2 separate regions of the Homo sapiens genome follow, and region 2 is linked to region 1. Evidence: chromatin loops called from intact Hi-C (ENCODE). Cell type or tissue: endothelial cell of umbilical vein. All regions are shown on one strand. Each heading gives the region's core, and the rest is flanking DNA. Links, peaks and the distances in the headings are about the cores only. Region 1 overlaps ITPR1 (inositol 1,4,5-trisphosphate receptor type 1). Region 2 overlaps BHLHE40 (basic helix-loop-helix family member e40).

What was found. Peaks named below come from ENCODE experiments on the same cell type or tissue, not always from the same donor. Only the 100,000 strongest peaks of a DNase experiment are listed, where the experiment ranks them.
Region 2: a loop joins it to region 1, with 4 times the contacts of the local background. A loop is called at or near these places in 29 of 110 quality-filtered maps.

The regions. Positions count from the first base shown.
Region 1 is chr3:4,737,990-4,752,875 of GRCh38, reverse strand. The region is part of intron 44 of ITPR1 (inositol 1,4,5-trisphosphate receptor type 1); the gene reads right to left. It overlaps EGOT (eosinophil granule ontogeny transcript), which reads left to right and starts at 1,286. Exons shown (of 2, transcript NR_004428.1): 1 at 1,286-1,930; 2 at 2,866-3,684. RefSeq lists an enhancer at 3,164-3,233 and a silencer at 3,895-4,087. In endothelial cell of umbilical vein, for the core only: no CTCF peak of the experiment used is centred there; DNase peaks (open chromatin) are centred at 10,325 and 11,065; H3K27ac peaks cover 2,251 bases.
Region 2 is chr3:4,983,350-4,997,500 of GRCh38, reverse strand. It overlaps BHLHE40 (basic helix-loop-helix family member e40), which reads right to left. Exons shown (of 5, transcript NM_003670.3): 5 at 12,178-14,151. The coding sequence ends at 13,809. Among named protein-coding and RNA genes, the nearest start is that of BHLHE40-AS1, 10 kb to the right of the region's middle. RefSeq lists enhancers at 10,018-10,915, 10,916-11,813, 12,802-12,861, 12,872-12,931, 13,362-13,541 and 5 more. In endothelial cell of umbilical vein, for the core only: no CTCF peak of the experiment used is centred there; DNase peaks (open chromatin) are centred at 10,450, 11,690 and 13,340; H3K4me3 peaks cover 1,649 bases; H3K27ac peaks cover 4,840 bases.

The DNA of each region.
Region 1 (14,886 bases), core at 8,689-13,688:
CCCTGACTGTATTGACGCCAATGTGTATAGCACCTGACACCCAGGGAGTGCTCAGTAAGTAAACATCTGCTATATTAAGCCGGCTGTGGTGACACAAGCCAGTAGTTCTAGCTACTCCGGAGGCTGAGACAGAAAGATCTCTTCAGCCCAGGAGTTCAAGGCCAGCTTGGTCAACACAGTAAGGCCTCTTCTCTCTTTTTAAAAAATTTACTATATTAATGAATGAACAATAATCCTGAAGGAGGTGCAATTCCGAAACACTCAAGCCAAGCTTTGCATCCATGGCAGCTGAAGTATAACTTTATGGCCAGAAGAAGCCTGCATGTGAAAGCTCAAAGTCCTGCTAAGTGGGAATATGCAGCACACCGCAGACCAGCCAAAGGCAGCTGATGTGGTGTTGTCACCTCTACGGGCTTATCCGGTTTTTGCACGTAACTCTGTGATGGGCTCAGCCTGGCTGAGGATCCTTAATCCATCGAGTTAACTGTTAACTACCCCGGCCCCAGTGACACAGCAGCTTGCATGATTAACTACAGCCCGGGAGGGATGATCATTTGTGCACCTTCCGTCTCCAAACCTGGCTCCCTCCCCAGACTTGATAGCTACAAGCTCTGGGCTCAACAGTTTGTGGGTTTGTGTTGCAAGGAGGCTAATAAAAACATATTTCTCAAATACCATATGGTGAGGGCAACTGCAACACATCCTCCTCGAAGAGCAATAAAATATATATATTTTTAAAGTCCTGAATTCCAGGGGAAAAACGAGGCTTGAAGACTTCAGAGGGTTTACAGGACTATCCCCTTCAGTGTCAGAGCCATCTTGATCAAAAGTCTAAAACCCAGGAATAGGAAATTGGTAGAAACTTTGAGAGAGCCTCTGACAGTTTCAAAGAGGAACTCAGAGGACCTCAGGAAATGTGAGCGGGCATAGATTTCTCCGTGAAAAGGAGGGTCAAGGCAGAAGAACCAGAGGCAACTGTGAACATCAAGTCAGTTCTCAGGGAAGCAGGGGATCCAAGTGTGTACATGAGGCGCCTTCACTGTCCCTGCATCAGGAATCTAGCTGTTGGCACCTTATAATGAGAAAACAGTCTCAACCATGAAGTTAACTCTGCTGGAAGATTTCCAAAGGGAAAGTCCCTCCCGTTACTCAGAGGGGAAAAAAAAATTACCTACTTGGTCTGGAATCCGGGGATATTTTATGCAGATGTCTCTAACAGAAGTTAATAAAGGGAAGTCAGCTTGCCTCTGATTATTCAAACAGGCTACTGCTATTAAGGATTGCACAACTTCTGGGCAAGGCAGAGGTGGGTTTGGCTTTTTAAAAATTTTTTCAGCCTGTCCTCATGGAACTACATATTCTTTTCTAAGAACTTTTCATCCTAACCTCCCTACTCACATCTTCTAAGTGTCTCTGCTCTGGTGGGAATGTGATGGACAACACAGAGCCATCTCAGAAGCCTCTGTGGCCACCACCAGGCCGGCCAGGGTGCAGGGGGCCACTCCCTGGGCAGCCATAGGGTTCTCAGCAAGGTGCATTCGTCGTCCCTGCTGAGAATCTGATGGGGCAGCATTTTTTTTTTTAATTAAATGCAAGCTGAGTCATTTCAACCTGCAACCTTCAGGTAACAGGAGTTACCCAAGCTCCAGGAATTATGATTGTGGGGTAAACCCATTCTCTTGTTTTCTTGCGGTTCTATTTTATAACGCACTAGAGGAGACAGAGACGTCATTGCTTCACCCAGGGCAAGAGGACAAAGGAGGATGCATGGAAATACAAACAGCCCTTCTCCTCCAGGCCATACCGACTGTCCAACTAGCAACAGACTTCACCTGGTTTTGGAGCAATCTGAATTTGGAATATGCCAGAGAAAACTTCTATCAGGCAAGATGGAAGACTCCTAGGATAGGTCTCTCTCATGGAGGGATTGGTAATAAAAAAATCATGGGAAAAGAAATAAGGGAGGGTGGAAAAAACACACCTTAGAAAACAACTTCTGATGTCCCGGGGCTACACAATGGGGGAGCTGAGCACTTAGGAAGGAGAGGGAAAATATTCTGTTTCCGGAGACAGCTCCAAGAATCATGAGTAGGTGTGAGAAACAAGGAAGCTTACAGATTTAAAAAAAAAAAGAAAGAAAGAAAGGAAGGGGGCAAAAGGAAGGAGTCAGGGAAGGGGGGAGTGAGATCTTTGAGAGACAGGGGAATTAAAAAACACCATAGCAACAACGCAGTCCACCTACCCTGGCCGCCCACCCACAGCCAGATTCTTTACTGACGCATTTGAGAACAAGCTGGTTCCTACCAGCTCAGGAAGGTGAGCAAACCCAGAGAGCTCATTAAATCCCTTCTCAGCGACTCTTGTCTGCCTGCAGATAGTGAGCAAGGAGGATATAAATAGAAGTTATATAACATCTCTTTGTTGATTCCTGTGCTTACCAAAAAAAAATGCAGCATGACCTTGTTTTTCTTTAGAGTTTGCCTCGGCCTGCTGGTTGAGGACTTTAATCCAGATAGGAATCATCTTGAAGTTTAAACAGCAGGATATAGATTTCCAAGTTAAGGGTGCTCTGCATGGCCATCCAAGTTAGGAACCCACAGGGTCAAGTCCTCCTCCGCGGATTAAAAAAAAAAAAATCCACCAGCTCTAAAACAACAACAGCAGGTATGGAATCTTGTGGCTTCCTCTTAGAACATCTCCTGAGGTAAATTAAGGAGTAAATTTGATACCCAAGAGCAAAGCATCATTAAAATGGCATCTTGGGTTTTCTAAAGGAGGTTCGAGCACCACAGGTATATTCAAAGGTAACTGGTGGTTTCCACATACCCTCCAGGCCTAAGCAGTTGTCTTTTTGTTCCTTAACAGGCACGATGGTAAGAGTCCAGTGGATGGAAAAGGCCTCCTCCTTAAAGATGGTGATGGAAACGAGCACTGCACAGGGAAACACAAATCAGGTCCCCTGAAATCCAGCCCAACCTGGCCAGACCCTCCAGTGCCCATCAGGGCTTATGAACAGGGTGCTTCAGTGTCTTTGTTAGGGGTGGTTAAAAAGGAGCACGTGCTTATAGGGGATGCTGCTGAGCTCCATGATTTTGACTTCCTGTCTAACCTGTTGATGCTACAAAACTCTTTTAAAAACAGTTACCATGGGAACTTTTCCCTAGCAAGCATTCTTCAAGAAACGTTACAGGTGCTGGTGAATTCAATGCCCTTGGTGTCAATAAGCTTTTGCTGAGTCTTAGAATGTGTGGCTTGAACTGAGAGGACTTTCAAACAGATAATGCGAAGTTTCCAATGCAAATGTCTTCGGGGTTAAGTGTCAGTGAAGTGCAGTGGAAGGTAGGGGGATAAAATGATCTCAGTGTATATGGAGGCCCCACTTAAGCATTCAAAAAATTCTATATACAGTGTTTTCAATGTATTATGTATCAGCAAAACAAAATACCCCATAGGGCTATAATCAGCTCAGGGGGTCACCTCAGCAAGAGATGCTCTGGCTATCACTCCTACTACGGGATTTCCTCTCTCATCAGAACCAGTAGGTGGTCAAAACCACAATAATGCATAAATGAAGGCAGGGAATTGGGTATCCAATGTGAGCAACTGAAAAGGTGCCATGTATTAGCTATTTGCCATTATGGTTCTGCAAGTGCTCAGATGACTCATAAAATGACCAGAACAAAAGTTTGTTCTTTTGTTTTTACTTTGAGAAGATAAAGAATCACGAATTAGTATTCAAGGTTACCTAATACTAACCCTTGTCTACCACGTGACCTTGCATTACAGGGAGCTGTTGTTGGGACAGGACAAGAGTCCACATCCCCTGCCCAGTGCCTGGTTCTGGGTCATGTCACCGAAGCGCATCAGCCCATCTGTCAGCCAAACCCCACTAGCCTTGTGCCTTCTCTTCTAAATCCCCGCGGAGGAAAACAACTTCTGCCTTCTACAGTACGAACAGCGAGGGTCTGCTGGGAACCAATACAACTTCGCGTCCCAGTGCAGCAATGTTGCCAGGTAACAAATGTAGAAACATACTCCAAAAACTGTATGTGACAATATACAACCTCCGCTCTGCAGCTGATAACCGAGGGAGTGTTAAAACACCGCGTTCTCTTAACACTTGGGTTTTTGGTGTGAAAGTAAAATTAAACGGGATACTTCCTCTTGTAAATATAAGACAGGCATACAACTCACACACGTATCCACTAATCGGAAATAGTAGAGGGGTTTGCAATAGCTATCTGCAGTGCATCCCAGCCTTCACTCTTACCCTCAAGATGAATTCCAGAAAACCTACAGAAACGATAACTGAGGAAGAGCCTTTCTTCTGTCGGGGACAAGCTCTCCTCTAACAATTGTGAGGAAGCTACCCACAAGAAAGACACCAGCAGAAATTAAGGAAAAGCTCATGCATTGTTATTAAAAAAAAATGTGCTTCCATTCCACTCCATTTTAAAGGTCTACCTTTAAAACTCATTGGCTAACCAAGCAGTGACTACTTGCTTCTCAGATCAAATAACCAGTGCAGCCTGTTCCCACCCCAAACGAAAACAAGATAGACACTGCTCTCTAGTAGGCAGAGCTCCAAAGTGGGTACAGGGCACTGAATAGCTCCCTCACATTGTACTCATGTAACTTAAAGGCTGGCTAGCATGGGAGAAAGCTGAGAGACTTCTGAGGGCCTTGTGTTCAAATCCCAGCTCTGCCAACTGGGTGACTTTGGGTAAGACACATGGCTTTTTTCAGACTCAGTTTCCTCATCTGCAATTGGGACTATTCCATGTAGCCCAGATAGAGTACCTACTGGCTCCACGCACAGTGCTGGGCACTTTATAAAATGAGAAGACCTTCCTCCCTTTCCCTTCGCCCAAACATGAATATTCTTCAACCAGTAAAGACTCAGATGTGGGGAGTATCTGGTGCATTTAGCTTCTCTGAGCAAAACGGGCAAAAGCTGAGATCTAATAACCATCACATGATGCCAAAGAACATATGCTTCTTTAGACGCAAGCGAAAAACAAAAATCGCTATTAATCCAACTTTTCATAACGGCCCTAATTAGATGAGCTGCTGTCAATCTCTTCCACAGTGAGGAAGTTCTGTAGGACAGTCTTCCTGTCATTAACTTTCCTAAGACCTGGGAACCTGGAACTTGCTGGAAGTACATGTATGTAGCACACATAATTGTCATTTGGCAAATGAGATGCCCAGTCTGAAAGGAAAAGTCTTTCATGATTTCCTCCTCCAGAATTCATGGGCAGACCTTATAAACAAAGCAAATACACTGACCACTCGAGCTGCCTTCTGATTATCAGGAGGGCACAGTGTCTCCCACAAAGACTCCACTACCAAAGAAAACAAAATGTGGAGGCACAACTTCCAATCTGCCTGGCAAACAGACGCAAAGTCCTTGAAGCGGCCATGTCTGTGCCTGGAAAATTGGTGGAGTAAGGAGGCGGCATGGTAGAGAGGTTACAAACTCACGTTCTGGCAGAAAACAAACCCTGGAACAACTACCAGCTGGCTCTGTGACTCTGAGCATATAACCTGACCTCTCGGATCCTCTATTTCCTCATTAGCAGAAAGGGATCAAAACAGTACCTACTACATAGGCGCCCCAGGAAGATGGATGAGACCATGCAGTGAGGGCGCCTGGCTAGCCCGTGGTACATGAGCACTTGTTACCACTACTGTCCATCATTATTACAAAGAAGAAGAAAAGAGGACTGCTGCCATCATAAGGCTATTTCTCCAAGTTGACATGTATTTCCCATGGGCTCAGATCAATTCCCTCCCACACCTAAAGAAGGTCCCCTTTAAAATGGCAATAATCATCAACAACACAAGTTCACATTTCACATCCTCATGTTTCTATTCAAAAATGGTAAGAAGGCTAAAGTAACACGGTGGCCACACTGGGTCAGAACTTCTATCTCTACATTTACAGTCTGAGTGCTGGGGAGTCAGATGGAGACTTGACCCCGGAAGAAAGTGCACCCTTGGGCGAGTTAGTGGGTGAGGGAAGATAAACAACCAAAAAGTAAGCAGAGTTGCTTTGGATGAGCTGTTACGATGTGTTAAAAGCTCCATGCTGAGCTGAGTGCCTTCCACATATTATCTCAGTGAATTCCCAGAATAGTTTATACAGTAGGAGTATCCACACTGATTCATCATGTACACACTGAGGACCTTTCATCCAGCACGTGTGGAGGCTCCTCGAGGGGACTCGGAGTGAAGACAGACTTGGTCTCTGCCCCCTCGGGTCTTACAGTCAAGCTCCAGTTGAAGTGTGGTCATTACTACAGTAAATGAAGCACAACCCATTATCTCTGCCTCAGGGGATCAAGAGGAAGTTTCTAGAGTAGGAGACATTTCAATCAGGGCTTGGGGAGCCTGCCAAAGGGAATGAGGGCACGTCCCACATGAAGCAAAGGCATCTGAGTTCATGGCCCCGCTGGGGATTGGCAGGCATGAGTTGCAGCTGCAGGACAATAAGCGTAGGGGAGTGAGTGGAGAAACCCAGGTGGGGCCAGACCACGTGAGGCACTGATGGGTTCCATCAGGGTGGCCATGGGCTCCATACTCCACAGAAGGCTGTTCAGATGGGGAAGCAGGTAGTGAGGGTTCCATTTGGGGGGCATCACTGACAACCGCGTGGAAGAGAGAAATGCCCAGAGGCAGGAGGCCACTAAAAGGCTATCTCAGTTATCCAGGCAAAAAGGCTGACAGGTGCAGATCTCAGCAGCCCTATGCTGGCAGGCGGTCGAGCCTGGTGGTCAAGAATATGAATCCTGAAGTAACAGTGCCTAGTTTCAAACCGCTGCTCCTCCATTCCCAGCTGGGCCACTCTGAATTCACAGTGCCAACTATCTGGCTCATTATAAGTCCTAACAATGGTTAAACTCCCAGGAGGTAGAGTGGGCACAGATTAGTTCCTGGAGAAAAGCAAGAGAAAAAGAAGTCTGATGACTGCAAAGCTTCTAGCTTGGGTATCCTTGGCTGGTGGTGAGTCCACTGAGAAAGCTATGGAACACGAGAGGGCAAATAGAATGGAGGAAGGGAGATGACAGTGTCATGGGGTCCTGCTAACTTATAGCTAACACAAGTGGAGATGCCCATCAGGGATTTGAGCAGAAATCTAGAAATCGGCAGAGAGGTGGGACCGAGAGCTGTATCTTTGGGAGGTGTTGGCATAAATGGCTGCTGGAGGCCTGGGCAGTAGATGAGATTACCCAAGGGGATCGGTAGAAAAAGAAGGCAAACAGGCTGGAGATGGGGCCTCAAAACATTTCAGATGTTTTAAGGTCAACCGTATATGCCCTGAGAAGTCCCTGTGTTTACCACTAGGAAAACGTTTGTAGGAGGCACAGAAATAGCACAGCATTAAGCCATAAGGGAGTGACTAACCTGAAACCATGATGCTTTGGGGTAGGACGGTCAGAGGGGGCTCACAGATCCAAAGTCTGTAATCGCAGGTGTCTGGACTCTCAGGCTACATATACAATTTCCTAAGGAATGTCCTGCTTTGTCTGCGTCCCGAATCTGTGTTGAAAGATAGTAAACTGGGGTGATGGAGTACATCCTGGCAGAGGCTATGTGGGGAGAGCAGAGATGACTCTAGGGAAGAAAACGTCTTTTAAAAAACAACCCTGTCTGCTCCCACCAAAAGGAAGAAAGAAAAGAAAGAAAAAAATGAAGGAAAAGGGGAAAGGAAGGGAAGGAAAGAAGGGAGGGAGGAAGAGAGGGAGGGAGGGAAGGAGGGAAAGAAAAAAAAAAGACAGTGAGAAAGAGAGAGAAAGAAAGAAAACACAGAAAGAGAAAGGAAAAGAAAGAGATAAAGAAGAAAAGAAAGGGAAGGAGGAAGGAAGGAAAGAGAAGGAGAGAAGGAGGGAAAGAGGGGAACGAAGGAAGGAAGGAGGGAGGGAGGGAAGGAAGGAAGGAAGGAAGGAAGGAAGGAAGGAAGGAAGGAAGGAAGGAGGGAGGGAGACAGAGAGGGAGGAAGGGAGGGAGGGAGGCCCCAGCCTGTTTCCCTGAATTCCCATTTATTAGCTGAGTAAGTGGCCAACATATCTTGGGACTTAGGATATTGCTCATCTGGTGAATATTTACTTAAAAATTGCCATACCAGGGGATGAGGAGCACAGAACAAAGGGGAAATACTGTGGTTCTTTCCCTTAGGCAGTTTAACATCTACATAGTAAAGATTAAACAAACCCTAGGGTCAGCAAACATTTTTCCAAAGGGCCAAATGGTAAACATTTCACACGCTGAGGGTCATTGCAGCTATCTGTCACAACTACTCAACTCTGCCCCTGAAGCAGGAAAGCAGTTAGGACAATCCCAAAGGAAAAACTGCAGCTATGCACCAATAAAACTTTATCTACAAACACAGGCAGCTGTCTGGATTTTTCCCGTGGGCTACCATTTACTAATCCCTGAACCTCCAGAGGAAGACTGACCAATCCTCTGCCTGGCAGTTCCCAAGAGGCATCTCACACTCGGAAGTCACTAAAGAAAGTTAGGAAGAGCACAGACCTCTTGCTAGACCAGAAGGAAGAGAAAGAAATAAGGAATATCTGGACCTGTTGAGGATTCAGTGGGATAAAATGAATTGATGCCTCACTTTACAAAAATTTCCAGGTCTTCTCTGTCATTTTTCTCTGCACTTTTAGTAAAATTTTGGAGACTGTGGAAAACCTGAGGTTCTCTCTGAAGACATCTCCTCTTAGAAACAAATTCCTAGCCAGCGTGGTGGCTCACGCCTGTAATCCCAGCACTTTGGGAGGCTGAGGCGGGCGGATCACTTGACGTCTGGAGCTCAAGACCAGCCTGGCCAACATGTAGAAACCCCGTCTCTACTAAAAATACAAAAAATTAGCTGGGCGTGGGGGTGGGCACCTGTAGTCCCAGCTACTCAGGAGGCTGAGACAGGAGAATTGCTTGAACCCATGAGGCGGAGGTTGCAGTGAGCTGAGATCGCGCCACTGCACTCCAGCTTGGGTGACATAGTGAGACTCCGTCTCAAACAAACAAACAAACAGACAAACGAACAAGAAACAAATTCCTGCTTCTAGGTTTCGCAGAAAGGAAGGAGATTAACATTCTGCTTCCAAAGTTCTTCCCCTCCCCCTTCCCCCTCAACAACTGTAGTCCTCTCATGGAAGGCCAGACAAGCAGATGTATGTAACTGTCCACTTCTGCCCATATTGTTGGCTCTGCTACTCAGGAAATAAGAAAAATCACGCTGGGTCTCCAGCTCCTCTGGAAGCATGAACCAGGATGCACATTCTCCCCTGGGACCACCTCAAAGGGATTGTGCCTCTTATCACCAACCTGGAGGGACTCACAGATGAATGATGCTGACAAGTCTTGCAGTAATTTCTTGCCCCGAACTGGGAAACTGAATGCCAGTAGGTGCATGCATTACCTACTGTCTGCCGTCACTCAGAGAGCTGCGCTAAGGATGACCAGGGCAGAGTTGTGGGAACTGCCATCTTCTTCTGCAGGAGGGCTCACTCAAGTCTGATATGCCTAAGAATGTAACGACTTTTGAATTTTGAGCTTCCTCCTTAAGACCTGGATTTAGACCAATAATCCTCAAGGACTCCTGTTCAATAACAGTCCAGTTTCCTGGGAATGGTGAAGAAGGGTGTGAGGTGTTCAGGTCAAAGGCAGATAAAGTAGGAGGAAAGGAAGAGAAGGAGGGAAAGAAAGGAAAGGAAAAAAGGACAGACAAGACAATGGCCTGGGCCAGGGAGCACTTCAAACCACAAAGAAGTGACTAGATTGCTGTTTTTCTTTCTGCTTCATCCCAGAATGTCTCTCATTACTATTAGTGGCAAAAACCGCAATTACTTTTGCACCAACCTAAATAACCTGTACTCAAGGCAATGAAATTTCCCAATGTCCTGGAGTTCTAAAATCATTTTTAATATACAGTCAGAAGGACTTGGGTCAATTGAGTGTGAAAATAACATAAGACAGAGCGTCCCCCAGGCCTGCTGGATGATAAACCACTATGCAAAAATAGAAAATATCAGAAGTAGGATTTTAGACAGAAAACACATTTCACAAAATACAGCATGTATTTAAAATAAATAAAAATATTATTAATTAGAACCGAGCATGGTGGTCCGCACCTATAGTCCCAGCTACTCAGGAGGCTGAGGGAGGAGGAATGCTTGAGCCCAGGAGTTCAAGTCTAGCCTCAGCAACATAGCAAGACCCTATCTCTTAAAAATATATATGAACAAATAAAAATAAGAACCACATCATCTTGAGATCTTTGTATTGGCCAGATGCCACGTGAGGTGCTTTCTATAAATAGTCTGTGAAAACATCTCAGGAGTTCTCTGAGGTGGGAACCGTCACCATCCTATTCTCCAAGTCAGGAACCAGTGGGATGAGTGAGGTGGACTTCGCCAGGAGTCCTGAGGTGGGCATATAGGAGGCAGGGCTTGAGCCCAGGCTGTACCCACACCACAGAATCAGCAGCCCTGGCAGCAGCTCCACTTGTCTACCGGACCACACACTTTACCCTCATGTTCTTCGTAACTCCATAAGGAAGGGACTAGGCTTTTCCAACCCTCATTTTGCAGATGAGGAAACTGAGTTTCAAAGTGGCCCTGACAAACCCCAAGGTCACTGAAGGCTGGCAGGGGCAGAGCTGGAATTCCAGCACAAATATTGTGGTCTGGAGGCCCGCAGTTGATAGGCTCTCTCCTTCCAGGGGGTCCTCCCTGAGTCCCTAACCTTTACGCCACCATTTCTCAAAGGAGCCAAGCTGGTCCTTGAGCCAACCTGGGGTGGCTTTGCTGACCCCTCACAGCTTCCGCAGAAGGGCAGTGTCTCTGGGGACGCCTGCTGGGGACAAGTCACTGCCTCCCTCTTTCTTTAATGCCAACAGCTCTCGAACCCCCACGTGCAGGAGGAGAGCTGCCCTGACTCCACTGCTGGCTTCACTCCTTTCCCACATGGATAAAACCTGAGGTTAGAAAACACCGCTCAGAAGTGACTCATTCCTGACTTCCCTGCCAAAAACAACACCCATTTACGTAACTTGCTCACACACCAATCTTTTCCTCCTCCTCAGGGTGACTGCCCTGTCAAACCAAGGCTGATCTTCCTCACAAACTGGCCTTCCATTTCCAGCAGAGGCAAATCAAATTGCCCTTTCCGCCCTCATCTCTTTGCTAACTGGGGTCAGAGATAGCCCAACCAACGTGTCCCTCCCACACTGTGTTGGTGACTTCCGGAAGGGATGTGAGATTTCCTATCTAACACTTGTTCTTGGGCTGATTTCTTAAGCCAACCTCAAAAAAAAAAAAAGAGTGTGGTGTAGGAAAGGCCTCATGAACCAGGGATCACTCTCTCTGCTGAATTTGCAGGCCAGTTTCCTGACGGAGCACTTCTCACATTTTCCATCTCTAGCTGCTTACGTGCAGAAAAGAAAACCCTTTTCGGGTGTGTCTGTAGACTAGACTTTGGCATAGGAATAGACGTGGGCAGCCATTTGATACATGAAATTCCCAGTGCTTCTGAAACCAGAAGCAATTAGTCCAAAAAAATGTTTAACTATCTATCCCCATAATGTGCTAGGAGGTTCTCTATGGTCATGTCAGCATATATATCCCAAAACATCTGTATTGGCTTAAAAAAAACAAAAATAAAAAACGAGGTATGTCCAAAGATAGCCTGTCCTCCTCTTCATTCCAGGTAAGGACAGCCCCTGTCCTTCTGTAAGGAAGAGGAAGCGAAGGGAACTTCCCCCAGGCGCTGGTGGGAACATCTTAGGAGGAAGGAACATAGAAATTGGCAAGGACTCGAAGGACGGATATGAAAGTGCCGTGAGCCCTGCTGAGCCCCATGTGTGCCAAAAATTAATTCATAAGCAAATGCTTATTTTATAGTTTCCCACTTGCTACAAAACATCAAGCCACAAGGAAATATTTCTTCTGGGGGCTGACAGGAAGCGGGTGGCACCAGAGTGGGGAGAAAGAAAGCCGGAAGTTCTCTTCAAGACAAGCGTGATCCTATCACCTGACAACGTGTCACCCGTTTCTGGAAAATCCACGGGCTGTGGTACTGTCTCCTTGTTCCCATAAGCGGAGGGTTCAATGTGAAGCCTGCTCTGATGGCAGCCAGGTAGGAGAAGTCTGGGAGTCACGATCTACCCTCAGATGTTATCACCATTGCAGGAGCCGGGGCAGGAAGAAAAGATGCTGGGAGACCTGGGGACACCACCCCTGGGAGTCCATTATGCCAGACTGGGAAGTAACCTGTATTTGGCTTCCAGGCATTTCAGGGCTTTAGGTGATGATGTGATGGATGACAGGGTTTCATAATAAGGGAGCAAACCCTCCATGAGAGTGCCTAGCAAGCACTGTATGTCATTATTTGTGGATTCCCATAAATTGAATCCTCTAGGGTCTGGACAATGAAATCTAGAATTTCTGGAGTGCTGTGATTCCCAGTGAGCTTATCCTAAGGCAGGACTGAATTTTCTTACAACATCCAAAAGGAGAAAGACAAGAGTCAACACTTTTGCAAAGAAGGGATTTAGTATCCAGGGAGATCCAAACTCCTCAACTGCAGAGACAATGGTGTCTCCCTTTCCTGCAGCTGTAGCATCCAGCTTGGGGGCCTGGCTGACCCATGGTAGGTGCTCAATCGATTATAATGGGGGTGGTGGTGAGGAAGCCAGTCCCCAAAGGTGGTCCCCAACAATTCTCTCTTTTTATACATGTACCCTCCTCACAATAAGAGGTGGAGTTTTTCTCCCCGCCTTTGAAATGGGGCTGGCCTCATGTCTGGCTTTGACCAATAGAATGTGATAGAAGTGATATTCTAGGAATTCTAAACCCAGGCTTTGAAAAGGCTAGTAGCTTCCACTTCCTGCTTCTTGAAACACTGTTTCTCAGAACCCAGTCACCATGTTCTAAGAAGCCCAAACCACACAGAGAACCAAGGCACTCCAGGCAGTACCCCCAGCTGAGCTCTCAGCAAAGGACCAGCACCAATGGCCACAGTCATATGAGTGACCACGTAAGCTGTTCTAAGACCAGTCAACCCCCTGATGGTTGCAGACCCAGCCAAGATCACACAGAGCAAAAGAACCACCCAGCTGAGCCCAAGCTCACAGAATCATGCTAGGCACCAAAATGGCCATTGCTTTAGGCTATTAAATTTTTAGGTGGTTATTCAGTGACAGATAACTACAGGTGGAGGTGGGACGGACAAGAGGTACAGGATATTTTATCATGGGTTTTGTCCAGCTCTGGAACTCTGAGTAAGTCATAACCTCCTTGAGTTTCTGTTTCCTTGAGCCACTGTGCCCAGCGTTCCCTAAATATTTTAAATCTGCAGTTGGTTGAATCCACAGATGCAGAACCGACAAACACAGAGGGCAGACTGTATACATTTCTGGAACTGTGTAGGCCTGCCTGCTTCCCTGCAACTCCCCTTTCTACCACCTGTCATCAGGAAACATGGATCTCAAGAAGGCCAGCTGACCACAGACCCATTTCCCTTCCTGAGACCCTCCATGGTGCACCGAACAGGAAGTGACCGTGCTCCACCAGCTCCGGCAAGAACCCACCATGTCTTCAGTGGAGCAAAGCATCTCAGCAATCATTAATTGCCACACTGTGGTCTTAGCCCAAGTCAGGCTCACTTCCCAGCTGGCCACTTACTACTCTGAACCAACTTCTCAACAGCAAGACGAAACTCTGAATCACTCCCCCTGGGGCTTCAAGGTTCCTGTCCTTAACTGGCCCCAGACACAACCCTAGTTCCACATCATTTTCTCCAGAGAAAGAGAAGCTTGGGGCCAAGGGGCTCTGACAAGTCAAGTCTAGGCTAGAAGGCATTTTCCTGGAACCATCGGCCTCCTGTGAGACACTGGGTTAGACTGGGCCCCCCAGGGGTCACAGAAGCGGGGAGGAGAAAACAGCATGTGCGTGCGGCCACACCCGCACCCTTCCATCCTGGCATGGATCCACAGGCCCCCACACCACCCCTGCGTTCCCCCAAGAGAAAACATCCCTGCTCCACACGTGGCTGAACTGCGGTAACTCCATCATGGCATTTCATCTACAGCCTGGGTGTATGAGTAATAAATGTGTGAAACCATGAAACTAATATTCATAATGACCTTACAAGATAAAGAACTTGAAGGAAAAACAGCTTCTGTGTGCCTGGCCGTCACCATCAGGGTGCTCCGTGAAAAACATGGCATCTCACCAGAGCCACAGACATCGTCTCCCCAGGAGCCTCAGTGCTGGCGGCCCTCAGCCCCACCAGCCACTATACTTCATTGTTAGTCCTTAATTAATGGTGCCTTTGTGCACCTGGTCATCCCGATGCCAAGCCCAGAACCGAATGGGGCCTCTGACTTCTCTTCCACGTCTAATCAGACGCCATTTCAGCCAACATTTACCAAGTATCAGCAGGTCCAGGCCTGGGCCTGGTGCAAGGAGTGACAGGGTCTCTGTTTGTGACATCCTGTCCCTCACCCCCACCCCTTTAGTCCCAGCAAGGTTCAGAGTCTCATTCCCTGCCCTCATTTCTTTTATTTGTTGATTGACATATAACATAGGTACAGTAAAGCACACTAATTTTAAGCATATGGCTTACTGAGTTGTTGTTTTTTTTCTTTTTTAAACTTTTATTTTAAATTCAGGGTTGCAATTGCAGGTTACATAGGTAAGCTTGTGTCACTGGGGTTTATCACATAGATTGCTTCACCACTCTGGTATTAAACCTAGTACCCATTAGTTATTTTTCCATCCTCTCCCTCCTTCCGACCTCCACCTTCCGAAAAGCCCCAGTGGGCGTCGTTCCCCCTATAAGTGTCCATGTGTTCCTGTCACTTAGCTCCCACTTATA
Region 2 (14,151 bases), core at 9,152-14,151, 240 kb before region 1:
AGGCGGAGCTTGCAGTGAGCCGAGATCGCGCCACCGCCCTCCAGCCTGGGGGACAGAGTGAGACTCTGTCTCAAAAAAAAAAAAAAAAAAAAAACAACGAGAAATTGTATCTGGGGTCCCACTAGACTTCGAGACCCCCCATGAGGGAAGCCACCACTTTAGCCCTTCAGAATGTCTGACATTGTCCACTTCACACACTTAGCACTTCCATTGTGCACTGGCCCGAATGAATGTCATTTCCCCAACTAGACTATAAGTTCCATAAGATCCACAACTGTGTCCAATGCTATTTTCATTCTTTTCTCTTCCTTCGCACCGGCTCACCACACAGGAGACAGCAACACAGAGCACACTGCTAGTCATATGGTCACAGAATGTCCCAGATAAGGGAAGAGATCGAAGAACTAAGGCACAGAGACAGACGGCCATTTTCCCAAAGTCACACACCTCAAACGAGGCTCTAGGTCGCCTGCGTACCCTGCTAGCTTCTCCTCTGTCTTAAGGTTAAAGGCTCCACTTCTACCCCTACAGGGAAGCCCCTGCATAGCTCTAGTCACTTCCTGCCTCCCCAGGCTTATCTGGTACACTCTACACACCTTCGAGGTAGTTATTTTTATTGCTATTTTAATAGTCGCCTGAGGTGCCCACACTGATCTGCTTCCCTGTCAGTCTGGATGAAGGAATTTTTGACTCTGCATTTCAGCCAGGGTGGCCTCTTTTCTCAAACCCGCCTCCCCTGCCCTCACTTCCAGGGCTTTTGCATGTGCAGTTTCCTCTGCTGGAAAACTGAGTTTGTCTGCTACGGCTACCTTGACAAAAGACCACAGCTGGGGTGGGTTAAACAACAGAAATGTGTGATCTCAAGTTCTGGAAGCTAAAAATTCAAAATCAAGGTGTCAGCAGATTTGGTTCCTTGGAGGCCGTGAGGGAGCGTCAGTTCTAGGCTTCTCTCCTAGCTCCTGGTGTCGGCTCACTATCTTCGGCATTCCATGGCTTGTAAGCAGCCAGCATCCCCCTGATGTCTGCTTTCATCTTCACGTGACATTCTTCCTGTGCGCATGTCTGTCTCTGTGTCCAAATTTCCCCTTTTGATAAGAATACCAGTCAAGATTAGGGCCTACCCTAATGACCTCATGTTAACTTGATTATCTCTGTAAAAAACCCTATTTCCAAATAAGGTCACTATCTAGGTACTTGGGGTCAGGACCCCCATCTCAACCAGACAACTCCCACTTACCCGTCTATTTCAGGCAAACCTTCCCTGAACACCCCAGACCACTCCAGGCACTGTTGTCTGCTCTTCTGTGCTCTTCTTGCATATTGATACTGGATTGTTGGTATCTATCTGTGTAATTATCAGGTTGCTATCTGTGTCCCTCTCAGACTATCGGCTTCAGGAAACAGGAGCATGACTCTTCTGTGCACTATTGTAGCCCCAAAGCCCAGTACCTGGCATGTAAAGGTACCAATAACTATCTGTGCCCTGAATGAATGAATTATTGAGAGGTTAATCTTTGCTAATTGCAAAAATGAATAGGAAGTTCTAAGTAAGGGCTTCAGCAGCAGTGAGGTCAATGTTTCCTCCGGAGAGAGTGAATTTACTGCGGGATCCGTGAGGGCCAAAGCCCTGCCCTCACGCACCCTCACCACCCTTTGACTAATGGTCATTGCCTCTTCCTCCCTCCCACCCAGTCACACTAGGGAGAATCCACATCAGCCTGGCCATGCAGGGGAGGCCTCACGAAGCCCTGGGAAGCCAGAGGTGAGTCAGAAGGGATGGTAAGGCGAATAGCTCTGAAACCGGAACCCTGGCATAGAGCTGGGGGCAGGAAGGTTCACCGAAGGTAATGGTGCTTGCTTTAAAATTCAAGGGGCCCAAGGGAGCATCATCTTTCAGGAAGGCACCACTAGTTGATAAGAGGCCAAGTGTGCCTCAAGCTCCAGGTACCTGAGGTTGCTGCGCTAGCATGGCCTGTGAAAGATGCCAAAGGTGGACTTTATTTTATAACTCCTCTTCTTATCCTCCTCCCCATGACTGGGCACAACCGTAAGGGCCATAAGAACTTACCCTCTGTGGCCTCTACTTTTGCTTATATGAGCAGGGGGAGGTGGAGCGAGACCAGGTGGGCACCTTGAGGGACCCTCATTTGGCTGAACTGCAGCAACTCAACCTGCCCCAAAGGAATTCCAGCCCCCTTGCTTCCTAGGGACCCTTGGGAATACCTCGTAGGCAGCCGAATCCCAAAGGGAAAAATGAAGGTCTCCCCAAACCCAGCCCAGGACAAGGGCCAAGCTGGAAAAAATGACTTGGAGGCCAGTCACCACGTTTTTCCCCAGTGAAAGGCTGACTCATTGCAACAGGCCTGGGCTGGCTGGGACTTGAGCCGGTGGCTTGGAACATGCTGGGACAGTGAGCGCCTTGTCTGAAAGGCAGACTGTGAGAAGCCACGGGTCAGGGGAGCTGAGGCCACTGCCCTAAGAAACACCCCTCACACAGCCACGTGAGCCCCAGGGGAAGCAGGGGCCAGGTGGGTGTCCATGCTGCCTCCCACTCAGACTCTGGAGAGCTAGCGTCACCTTGCTGGATAAGGTCTAGAGAGGCTCTAAGCCCCAGGGCAATTAAGCCCTAAGGTCCTGAGACATGAGCATTTTGATCCTTCCTCCCCATACGAAGTGCAAACTGAAAACACAAAGCTTAAAATAAATTTAGAGAAACCCCAATAAGCCCTTGATTTTAATCATAAGATGATCTCCATGTTTTTCTTTGAAATATCAAAAAGAAATTATTTTCCAATTTTGGGGAGATGGAAGGAAGCTGGGGCTGCTTTCCCAGTGTTTTCAGCACACACTAGGTCTACCTAATGGGTAATTCAGCAGTGTGCACAGAGTGGGAAGCTTATCTCTGACCCTCTTCCCTCCTCATGCCTCTGTCCATTTTGACATCCTGGGCTCTTTCAGCAAGGACTTTTGAGTCATATGTTGAGTTAAATCCTGTCTGTGCCATCTGCTTGCTGTGTGACCTTGGGTGAGTCACTTAATCTCACTGAGTCTCAATTTCTGTAAATGTAAAAATGGAGATTGCACCAGATAATGTATGCATAGTGCCTAGTACAGTACTTAGCACACAGTCTGATATATATATATATATCAGAGAGATCTCATACACACAGACATATATATATGTGTGTGTGTATATATATGTGTGTGTGTGTGTGTGTGTGTATGAGATCTCTTTCAGCTTTTCCCTCTACAAAGCATCTTTCAGGAAATAATGTTATGTCAGTTACTTACACTTTAGAGTGAATATGTTCCTATAAATGTCATTCTTTCTTTTCATTTATTTTTTTATTTTCTTTTATTTTTAAATTAAATTAAAGTTTTATTTTGAGATGGGGCCTCACTCTGTCACCTTGGCTGGAGTACAGTGGCGTGGTCATGGCTCACTGCAGGCTAAGATCCTCCCACCTTAGCCTCCTGAGTAGCTGGGACTACAGGTCCGTATCACCATGACTGGCTAATGTTTTAATTTTTATTTGTAGAGACAGAGTTTTTGCTATGTTGCCCAGGCTCCTTTCATTCATTTAATCAGCAAATGCTTGAGCACCTACCACATACCTGACTGTAGCTAGATGCTGTATATTCTACATAAGGATTTCTTTTCATCCTCACGGCAATCTCTACAAGATCACTAATATCCCCATTTGATGGATAAGGAAACAGATTCAGGAAGGTGAAAGAACTTTCCCAAGGTCACACAGCAGAGTCTAGATTCACTTGTTCATTCAGGAAACACTGACTGAATTTCAGCTTTGTTTCAAGCTAGGCACTGGGAGCGCTGCAGTGAATGAGTTAGAGCCCCCATCCCAGGACCCTCACAGCCTATTGAGTGTCTTTGCACCTGTTTTGAAACTTTTGTCATCTCTCTAATTGTTAAGGTCCTTGTTAAAAGCTCCTATGTGCATGTGGGTAGGGAGAGCTTTCTCTAGATCTTCCACTCACCCTTTGAAGGGAGTTGCCTTCTTCCCAGGGTGTAGGGCTGGCCCTGCCCAGGGCTGAGCTGGCAAAACCAAAAAAGCATCCTGCCTCTCCTTTCCACATCATCCCCTGGGACTGCTGGATACAGATGTCCATGACAACCTTGAACTCCATTCTTGTCCCCCACTCCACTTATTCTGTTGCACTTCATGATCTATATTACAGAAATACCATGTTCATTGTAAAATAAAAAAAAAAGAAAATATAGAAAAGCAAAAATTCTTAAAGGAACAATAACCAATAATTCTAAATCCTGCTAAGGTGGTTAAAATTTTATTGTATTGCCTGCCAGACCTTTTTCCTCTGTAACTATAATACAATTACTAAAAAATAATAACAATAACACTAATTTTAGCTAACCCTGACATGGAGCTTTCTCTGTGCTAGACACTGTTCTAAGCATCTTAGACATTGAAACTCATTTAATCCTCACAACTCAGTAGGCCAATTACTATTGTCCTCATTTTACAGTTGTTCAAAGTGAGGCAGAGAGAACATTTAGAAGCACACATATTATTCTTTTTCAAAAATGGGATAAGTCTGAACATACTATTTTGTGGCCTACTTTTCCTCCCTTTACAACAAATAAACAATAATCAATTTACTTTCCTAACATAATTTTTCATGACTATTTAGCATTCCAGCACTTGCACATACTGTAAGTTACTCAACCAGTCTCCTTCTCAGCCATCTTTCTGATTTCCTTATTCTCTCCTTCCCTCTGTCCCTCCCTTCTTTCCTCCTTGTTTGTTTTACCTATGAATGGCACAGGACGTCCAATCTTGTAGCTTAGTCTTTGAAAACCTGTTTAATAACTTCTTGGCTGTGCATGGTGGCTCGGGCCTATAATCCCAGCACTTTGGGAGGCCAAGACAAGAGGATTGCTTGAGGTCAGGAGCTGGAGACCAGCCTGGTCAACATAGCAAAACCCTGTCTCTATTTTTTATTTAAAAATTAATTAATTTTAAAAATCGTATTTAGGATAACTCCTAGAAGTGGAATCATTTGGTCTCAAGATATACATATTCTAAGCTTTCCGACATCTCTTGCAAATGCCTCCAAGACAGGCAACAACGTTGGGTTCTAAAGGAGTATGACCTGTGTCCCACGGAATGATACCCATCAGAATGACAGATGCTCATGACATTGACCCAGCAATTCCATGTGGGAGTTTACCCCATAAATACTGTTATACGCTTGCAAAATGACCTGTGTATAAAATTACTCATTGCAACCCTGCTGGTGATAGCAAAAGATAAAAAATAATCCAGATGTTCATAATAGGGAACTAGTCAAGTAAATTATAGGACATCTATACAATGAGATACGCACAGTTGTGAAAAAGAATTAAAAGCCTTTCTATGTATTCACGTGGACAGCTCCTCAAGACATACTAAGTGCAGAAGAGTGTGAACAGCATGCTATTTTTGTGTGGAAAAAGGGGACAAATGACAGCCCACATCCATATTTATATGCACATGCCTAAATAAACTCTATTTTAAAAAACATTATTATTATTTTTTGAGACAGGATCTCACTCTGTCACCCAGGCTGGAGTGCAGTAGCAACGATCATGGCTCACTGCAACCTAGGCTCAAACTATCCTCCCACCTCAGCCTCCTGAGTAGCTGGGGTTACAGGCATGCACCACCACACCCTCGTAAGTTTTTAATCGTTTGTGGAGATGGGATCTTGCCATGTTGCCCAGACTGGTCTTGAACTCTTGGGCTCAAGTGATCCTCCCACCTTGGCCTTCCAAAGTGCTGAGAATACAGGTATGAACCAACATGCCTGGCCAATAAACTCTAAAGTAGTTAAAATAGTGCCTACTTGCCTGCTTGTGGGTGAGTTTGGTGAAGGCATAGAGACCAGGATGATGGATAGGGACAGGGAACAATTTCTTTTTTCAGATCACTTTTTTTTTTTTTTCTTTTTTGAGACGGAGTCTTGCTCTCACCCAGGCTGGAGTGTAATGGCGCGATCTCGGCTCACTGCAACCTCCTCCTCTCGGGTTCAACTGATTCTCCTGCCTCAGCCTCCCGAGTAGCTGGGACTACAGGCGCCCACCACCATGCCTGGCTAATTGTTGTATTTTTAGTAGAGACTGGGTTTCACCATATTGGCCAGGCTGGTCTCAAACTCCTGACCTTGTGATCTGTCCTCCTTGGCCTCCCAAAGTGCTGGGATCACAGGCATGAGCCACCGCACCCGGCCTCTGATCACTTTTTATATTTTTTAATTTTGAAAACAATCTATATTCTTATTTAGAGAACTAGTCTAAAAAATTGCCTTTTTATACTGTTAAATATTTTTAGGTATGATAATATTATAGTAATTTTATAACACTTATCTTTTAGAGATATATACTAAATATTTTAGAAATATTTACAAATGAAATTATATGATATCTGGATTTGCTTCAAAATAATACATGAGCAGGGGAAGTGGATGGGTATATATTACAGATGAAACTGACTTGGGCATGAATTAATGACTAATGAAGCTGGGAGACTGATAAGTGGAGGGTTCATTATGCTATTCTATCTACTTAAAAGAAAATTTATTGAGGTGAAATCTACATATAATTAACCATTTTAAAGTGAATAAGTCTATGCCATGTATTACATTCACAATGCTATGCAACCCCCCATGCCTAGTTCCAAAATATTTCTATCACTCCAAAGTGAAATCCCTGTACCCGTTTTATTCCCATTGTCTCCCTCCCTCATCCCTTGGCAACCATCAGTCTGTATTGTGTCTCTATGGATTTATTTATTCTGTATATTTCATATGAGTGGAACCGTGTAACGTGACTTTTTGCCAGCCTTCTTTCACTTAGCATAATGTTTTTGAGATTCATCCGTGTTGTAGCATATACCAGTACTTTATTAATTTTTTGCGGCTCTATAATACCTCATTGTATGTATACACCACAATTTGTTTATCCATTTATCTGTTGATTGACATTTAGGTTGTTTCCACCTTTTGACTCTTGTGAACAGTGCTATGAACACATGTGTCCATATATTTGTTTGCGTTCCTGTTTTCAATTCTTTTGGGTATATAACTCTTAGAAATGGCATTGGGTAATATGGTAATTCTATATTTAACTTTTTGAGGAAATGCCGAACTTTTTTCTATGGTAGTTTCATCATTTCACATTCCCACTGGCAATATACAAAAGCTTCAGACTTCTCCACATCCTCGACAACCTTTGTTATTTTCCATTGTTTTGTTGTTATTATTATTAATATCATACCCATCCTAGAGGGTGTGAAGTGGTATCTCACTGTGGTTTTGATTTGCATTTCCCTGATGACTAATGACATTGAACATATTTTTATGCACTTGTTGGCCATTTGTATATCTTCTTTGGAGAAACATCTATTGTTGTTTCTACTTTTGAATATGTTTTAAATTCTCCACAGTAAAAGAGATATAAAATATTAGATATTTTATTTAAAACTTTAAGAAACAGTTGTTTTGTTTTGTTTTTTTTTTTTCCATCTGAGAAGAGAGTGGTTTTTCCCTCCTTCTTCTCCTGCTTGGATTCCCCTGAGACCCTTGCCTAGTTCCCACCCCCACATCCCCATCCATAATTCGGTTTCAAAAAAACATATTTGCTCTTCCAACAAATAAGCACAAGTTTATTCCCTTTTGCCTCCTCAAAGGTGGGTGTGGGCGTGGGAGAACAGGGCCAGGACTTAGGGTGAGCAGAGGCTGGTTGCCCTACTTCCTTTGGTCCCAGCCTGAGGCTGGCACCCCTACCCAGCAGCCTTGTGACACCCTCATGTCCCACCTCCACATCTTTGCTGAGAATCCCCAGGGAAGGGAGGGCCCCATCTATAGTGGAAGAAACCTTCTGGGCCCAAATCCAGCCACATCACAAGACTGGATGGCCCAGCCGCGAGACGAGCATGTCAGTGGCTTCCATGGCCAATGGGAGAGGCTTCACCCGGCTCATGTTCTGCTGTGGTTGTCGGGCCAAACAGATGGCTGGGGATAAACAGGGGGTGGTGCTGGGTGGGGTGTGTGTTGGGGTGGCTTTGAATGGCCTCAGCCTCCCTCTGGATCCTAGGGAAAGAGGCCAGTGAGGTGAAGGCAGTGCTTGAGGAAGGGGCTGTCATTGGTGGCCTTCAAAACTTGTTTGTGATGTCTTTTCAGCAATAAAACTCTTGTTCAAACAAACGATTACAGTGGTAAGACACGAAAAGGAAGCTGTTCCTGCTGATGAAGGGTGAGAAACCTGGAGCCTTCCCTCCCTCCACGCCACGTGGCAGACACCTCAGGGAATGCTGGGTCTCAGGAGAACATGCCGATCCCGTTAACACACAGTCTTCATATGAAACCATGTGGGAACTCAACACATGCTGTCTCCTCTCTAACCTGAGATCCTGGCCCTGTTCCACAAAGCGAGGCAGCCTCTTATATACCCCTCACAAACCAAGTACTGGGGTGGTGGCCAAAGGGGAGAGACAGGCTAGGGTGTGGGTGGGCCGAAGAAATCTGAGAGGGACAGGAGCTGCGGTGGCCTGGTCTCTGAGCCTGCAGAGGCTCCCTTCCAGAGAGAGAGCTTGGAACTCAGTCTCTGCCTCCCTCCTTCTCTCCCTCCCTCCAGCAGAACTGCCCTGCCCCAGGGGGTTCATACCTCGCTAGTCCCCTAGGCCTACACCTTTCCTAATCTTAGGAGAGACATAAGAAAAGGAATCTCTCCCCTTCCCCGCAGAATACTTTTTTTTTTTTTTTAAACAGGGTCTCTCTCTGTCACCTGGCTGGAGTGCAGTGGCGCAATCATGCTCACTGCAACTCTGCCTCCTGGGCTCAAGTGATCCTCCCACCTCAGCCTCCCAAGTAGCTGGGACCACAGGCATGCACCACCACGCCTGGCTAATTTTTGTATTTTTTGTAGAGATGGGATTTCGCCATGTTGCCCAGGCTGGTCTCAAACTCCCAGCCTCAAGTGATCCTCCCACCTAGGCCTCCCAAAGTGCTGGGATTACAGGCATGAGCCACCGTGCCTGGCCCACAATACTTTGGTATAGTTGCTTCAAGCCCAGATTCTGGTTCTTCGCACAGTCAACCTATAGGGTGCCCCCCCACCGCCCCCCCCATAGTCCTTGATAGTCATGCTGGGTTAGTTTCTCTAACCAGAGGATGGGCCCATTCTTCGCTGTGAGATGGTGTGTGGGGACATCGGTAAGGAACAAATAAAGACTTGGGCAAATAACTTTATTCTGAGGTTGGTTATCTCAGCCACAGGCTGAGCATCATAGTACCTATTCCGCAGGGCTATTTGGAGGATTAAATGAGATAATGTGTATCAAAGCCCAACATGACAGGAGCTCAGCGTAGAAGCAGTTCCATACCAGAAAAAAGGATGGCTTTGTCCCTTAGGTGTCGTGTCACCTCAGATAAGGCATTTCCCCTCTTTGAACTCCAGTTTCCTCATTTGTAAAATGAGCATGTTTAAAATTTTTTTTACTTAAAAAAGGGGCATATTAATATCTACCCTTCACAGTTGCTATAAGTAGAGGCGATTCACATGACGTGGTTGATACCTGGCACAAAGAAAGTACTCAAAACAGGATAGTAATAATTGTAATTATTACTACTTTTACTATTATTAACTTAACTAGAAGGGCAGTGTGGTTTTATAGTTAAGCACATAAACTTTGCAGCCAAATTTCCTAGGTTTAACTTACAAGTCATCAATGGAGCTGTGTGACTTTGAGCAAATTACTTAACCTCTCTGTGCCTACAGTTCATTAACTGTATACTAATTTACCTACTTCATGGCCTTGCAGTGATAAAGAAGTTATTGTATGTAGAGCACTTTGCAGAGTGCCTGGCAAATAGTAAATGCCACAAACACATTTGCTGTAATTATTCTTAGTAATAAATATCCATATTTGTACTATTATAGTCATTAACAACTCGGCTCTGTGAAAGCCTTCTCCTTGGATCCAATTAAGGGACCCACAAACCAACAGATCCACCATCCTACAAAAGGTTTAGCCCCCTCAGAAGCTGTGTGACCTCGGGCTAGTTACCTCTCCTCTCTGAGCCTGCTTTTATTTATCTACAAAATGTGAATTGTAATAGTACCCATAATGATACTTCTAGGTTGTTTGACGTGCATTAGTGAGCGATGACCCGTGGGAAGCTTCTAGCTTCTAGTCAATTAAGCCCTGGTCCCCGTGCTCTGCCTAAATCCAGCTCCCTACCCCACCCAGTCCTCCCTCCCCACCGCCGACGGGGAGCGCTCGAATTCCCTCCTGCTGGGCGCGAGGGAGGGGGGGCGTCCCGTGCCCGCTGCCAGGCCCTAGTTCTGGGGGCCGAGCGATCCCAAGGCCTTGCCGAGCTTCCCCGGGGATCAGGTTTCTGCTGACGCGGTGCCAGGCACGTCTGCTTCCAGGAACCGGCAGCCGCTTTTAGCCGCGGGCCGCACATGAAAGGGCTGCAGTCGGAAACGTGACGTTGTGTCAACAGGCGGGGCAGGTCAGCGCTGGGTGAGACCATCCCGGCAGGCCCGGCGGATCACGCCCTGTCTGAAGGCGGCCAGATGCCCAGCCTCCGCTCCCCTGCCTCCTGCCACCTCTCCTTGGCCCCGGAGCCAGCGCTTCGCCCCCTGACACTCACACACCCCGCTTTTTAAACAGAAGTCCTCTTTGTCCGCAGTGGGCATTAGGCTGGGGTGCGCGCCCCTCCCCCGCACCTCCCTCTGAGCGCATTTGGATGCCGCTAGAACTGGGCTAGAAGAGAGGTTAAGGGCGAGCTGGAAGCAAAAAATGAAGTGGAGGGACAGCTGCAACTTGAGGCGCTGTTTGACAGGGGCAGGTTCCCATAGCGGGATTCTGGGTTGACTGTGTGTGGAACCCTCAAATCTTTTTTTTTAGTTCAGGTTGCTCCAACCACTTCCTCCTTTCCCCAAAGCTACTCCTCCTGCAGTGGCCTGGGAAAAAGAGAGGGTTATGCAAAAAGAGTTTGGTCTTGATTTTTCAACCCCCGGCTATATCACCAGGGTAAGTTTGATTTGTTGGGTTTTTTCCAAAAAAGTCTAGCTAGAGAGGTCTGGCAACTCATGGAGCAATTGAGGTGTTTCACAGGCATGAGACCTGGAAGCCCAGGCGTTGGGCTGGGAGAAAGAGTGGCTTACAGAATTTGCCATCTGCCTGCTCTGGGACTTGTGAGAAGGGCTCGGAATTCTTATTTTATCTAGTCAAAAGCAGGCGTGGAGAGGGAGGTGATAGACCACCAGCTATTGATGCCAGGCTTCCACCTCCTGGTCCCGGCTCCTTGCACAACAGCCTGTGGCCTGGGGACAGTTACGTGCATTCCATATGCATCCAGCACAAGCAGACAATGCTCACTTTCACCTGCTGGCCCATCAGGAGACAGGGAAGGTGACATGTGAAGCAAACAGTCTTCATGGTCAGGTGGAGCCTCTGCCTGGCTAAGAAATCCCTAGGGGCAGCTTCCCTGCTGTACTCCAGACAACCAGGGAGTCCTGGCAGACTGGGATGCTTTGGGAGCCGGAGCGTGTTGAGTCAGGCGCTGGCCATCAGGAAACATCAGGACACCTCTGACAGGGAGTATCCCACAGGAATGTTGCAAATCAAGGCAAAGGAGAGAGGCAAAAATACACGACAGGGTCATTTCCCACCTTTCCCATGGAATTTTTTTTTTTTTTTTTTAAATAAGAGCACTTGTCGAAGGAACACCCAATATGCATTCACGCACAAACATACCGGAGAGGAAGTCCAGGAAGGATGTAGAAAATAATTATGGAATGTTGCCTCCAGCAGGAATAAGACAGGATATGGCAAATCCATTAGACCTTGCTAGATTTGAAAAAGCTAGACTGCTTTGGCAAAGAGGTGCTATCCTAGCATCAATTAGTATTGCATAATAATCCAGTAAATCTTTTCTCAATGTGCCTCTCCCTCCAGCAGGCTCCCCAGACACTGCTGCCCACGGTGTCATACCTTGGTTTTCTGTCAAGTTCCAAGGACCACGATGAAAGCAGGCAGGGGAAAATATGCTTTTTACTTAACTCTGGAAAGAGGTAGAGGATGATCATGAACCCCTGGCAAGGGTTAAACAAAAATTGAACCAATATTTACCTGCCAGGTTGACTAAGCTTATTCTGATTGAATACAAAGCACATGAAAAGCTGAATGAAATTACACTGAGATTAACTGGTTTGCTTCAGCCAAGAAAGAAGGACATGGGAGTCAGCCATATCACACCAAGTGAGCTATTTTAAAAAACTCAGGAGACCATCTTTCTCTTCCACAGGAAAAGAATTATTTTATTAAGTATTTTAAAACAACTACTTAACATTTACTCATAGATAAAAATATTTACAATTTTACACCTTCAGGAAGGCTCCAAAATATAAACACTGTACCTCTCCCTAGAGAAAAAAAAAATTATTCTTCTCTTCAAAAACAGGAATACATTCATTTTTTCTCACTGTGTGAATCAAGTAATTATACAAATAAACATCTGAAACATTTTCCTTTTTAATATATTTATATAATATATATTTATAACAGCTTTACAAATAAAGGCAACGACTTAATACCAAAATAAAAACAGGAAAAGAAAAAGTTAAAACACGATCAGCAATCAGGCATAGTGCATTTTGAAAAGCTGCTGCGGAGCTGGCTGGACACATCGGGAAAACAAGTACTCTGGACCAAAAATAAAACTTCTTTGAAGGAGACGGAATCCTTTTTAGCAATAAGGACACTCCATATGCCGTTGGGCAAGAGGAATTAGCCTACAGAAAGGATCTGGCGGTGCCAAGGCTTGGTTAGGCCTTTGAGAAGCTAAGCTTGGTTAAAAGGAGTTTTAGGATGGAATTGAAAACTGAGTCTAGTTCTGTTTGAAGGGGGCAGCTTTTTACTCAGCTTTGTGCACTTTGGGGTGCTCGCTCGGGGTGTCCGCATTTCTCAGACCTTGGTTTGGTTCCCTGCACAGTAAGTACTAATGGTTAGGCCTAGAAACAGGTGCCAGAAGCCCAGGGAACTCCTCCCTCCCTCCGGGGCAGCTCAGCTTGTACAAGGGGCCCATTTTCAGTTCCTTAGTAAGCTAATCACTACGAAAGCCTGAGTAGGGAACTACATTCTCTTTATTCTTCCGAGGCAGGGGTGGGGAGCAGACCTGCGGAAACCTCCCCAAACCACTACCGTGCTATGCCAGTGCCTGCTACCTCCCCATGTTAGCAGAAAGCTCGGTCTGACTGCTCTCTCTCCCCGACGTCTGGTGAGTCACGTCGACAATAAAGGCAAAAGGGTGGGGTCCTAACAGCTGGTTGGGAGCTGAGCCCTGGAAAGCCCTCTTTTGAAAGTACCTTCTGATCAAAGCCACAGACCCAGCTCCCAAACTGAAGAGTGACTCACAGACCAAGACTTTGAAGCTTTTGAAAATCCAGCTGATGTGTATCGAAGGGGGCTATTCTCTGGGTGGGGAAAAGCCCAGACGTCTGCTACAATCCCCCCCAAGTCTCCTGATGTCAAGCAATCCTTCGTGACTTCCCTATGCCAAAAGGAGCTTTAAAGTCCTATACCAACACGCAGGCACACATGTGCACGCACACGCACATACACACACACACACACACACACACACCCTGAATCTGCTCTCCATGCCTCAGATTATCTCAGTATACACAATGCAACAATCTTGCAGCATTCACAAAAACTTTTTTGTTGCTTTTTAGGAAGTAGCGAGGAAGGAAAGCAAAGCAGCAGGATCCCCTAGAGAGTTTAGTCTTTGGTTTCTAAGTTTAAAGGGGGGATTGGCTTCAGAGCTTGGAGCAAGACAGAAGAGTCGACGGACGGATGAGCTGGCAAGGGAGAAGGGAGTCTCTGGGGCATGAGCAAGGGAGCCGAGATCTTGTCTGGGTTCATGAAGCTAGAGAGGGCTGCGGCAGAGGCGTTGAGGCCTGGGTATAGCACTGGCACTGAGGTGGGATACCAGCACTTCTCCAGCATGGGCAGGTAGGCAGTCGCTGAAGGTGGGATCAGGTAGAAGGGCAGGCAGAAAGGAGGCTGGTGTGGGTGTGGGCCCAGGAACGGGGAGCTGATCAGGTCACTGCTAGTGAAATGG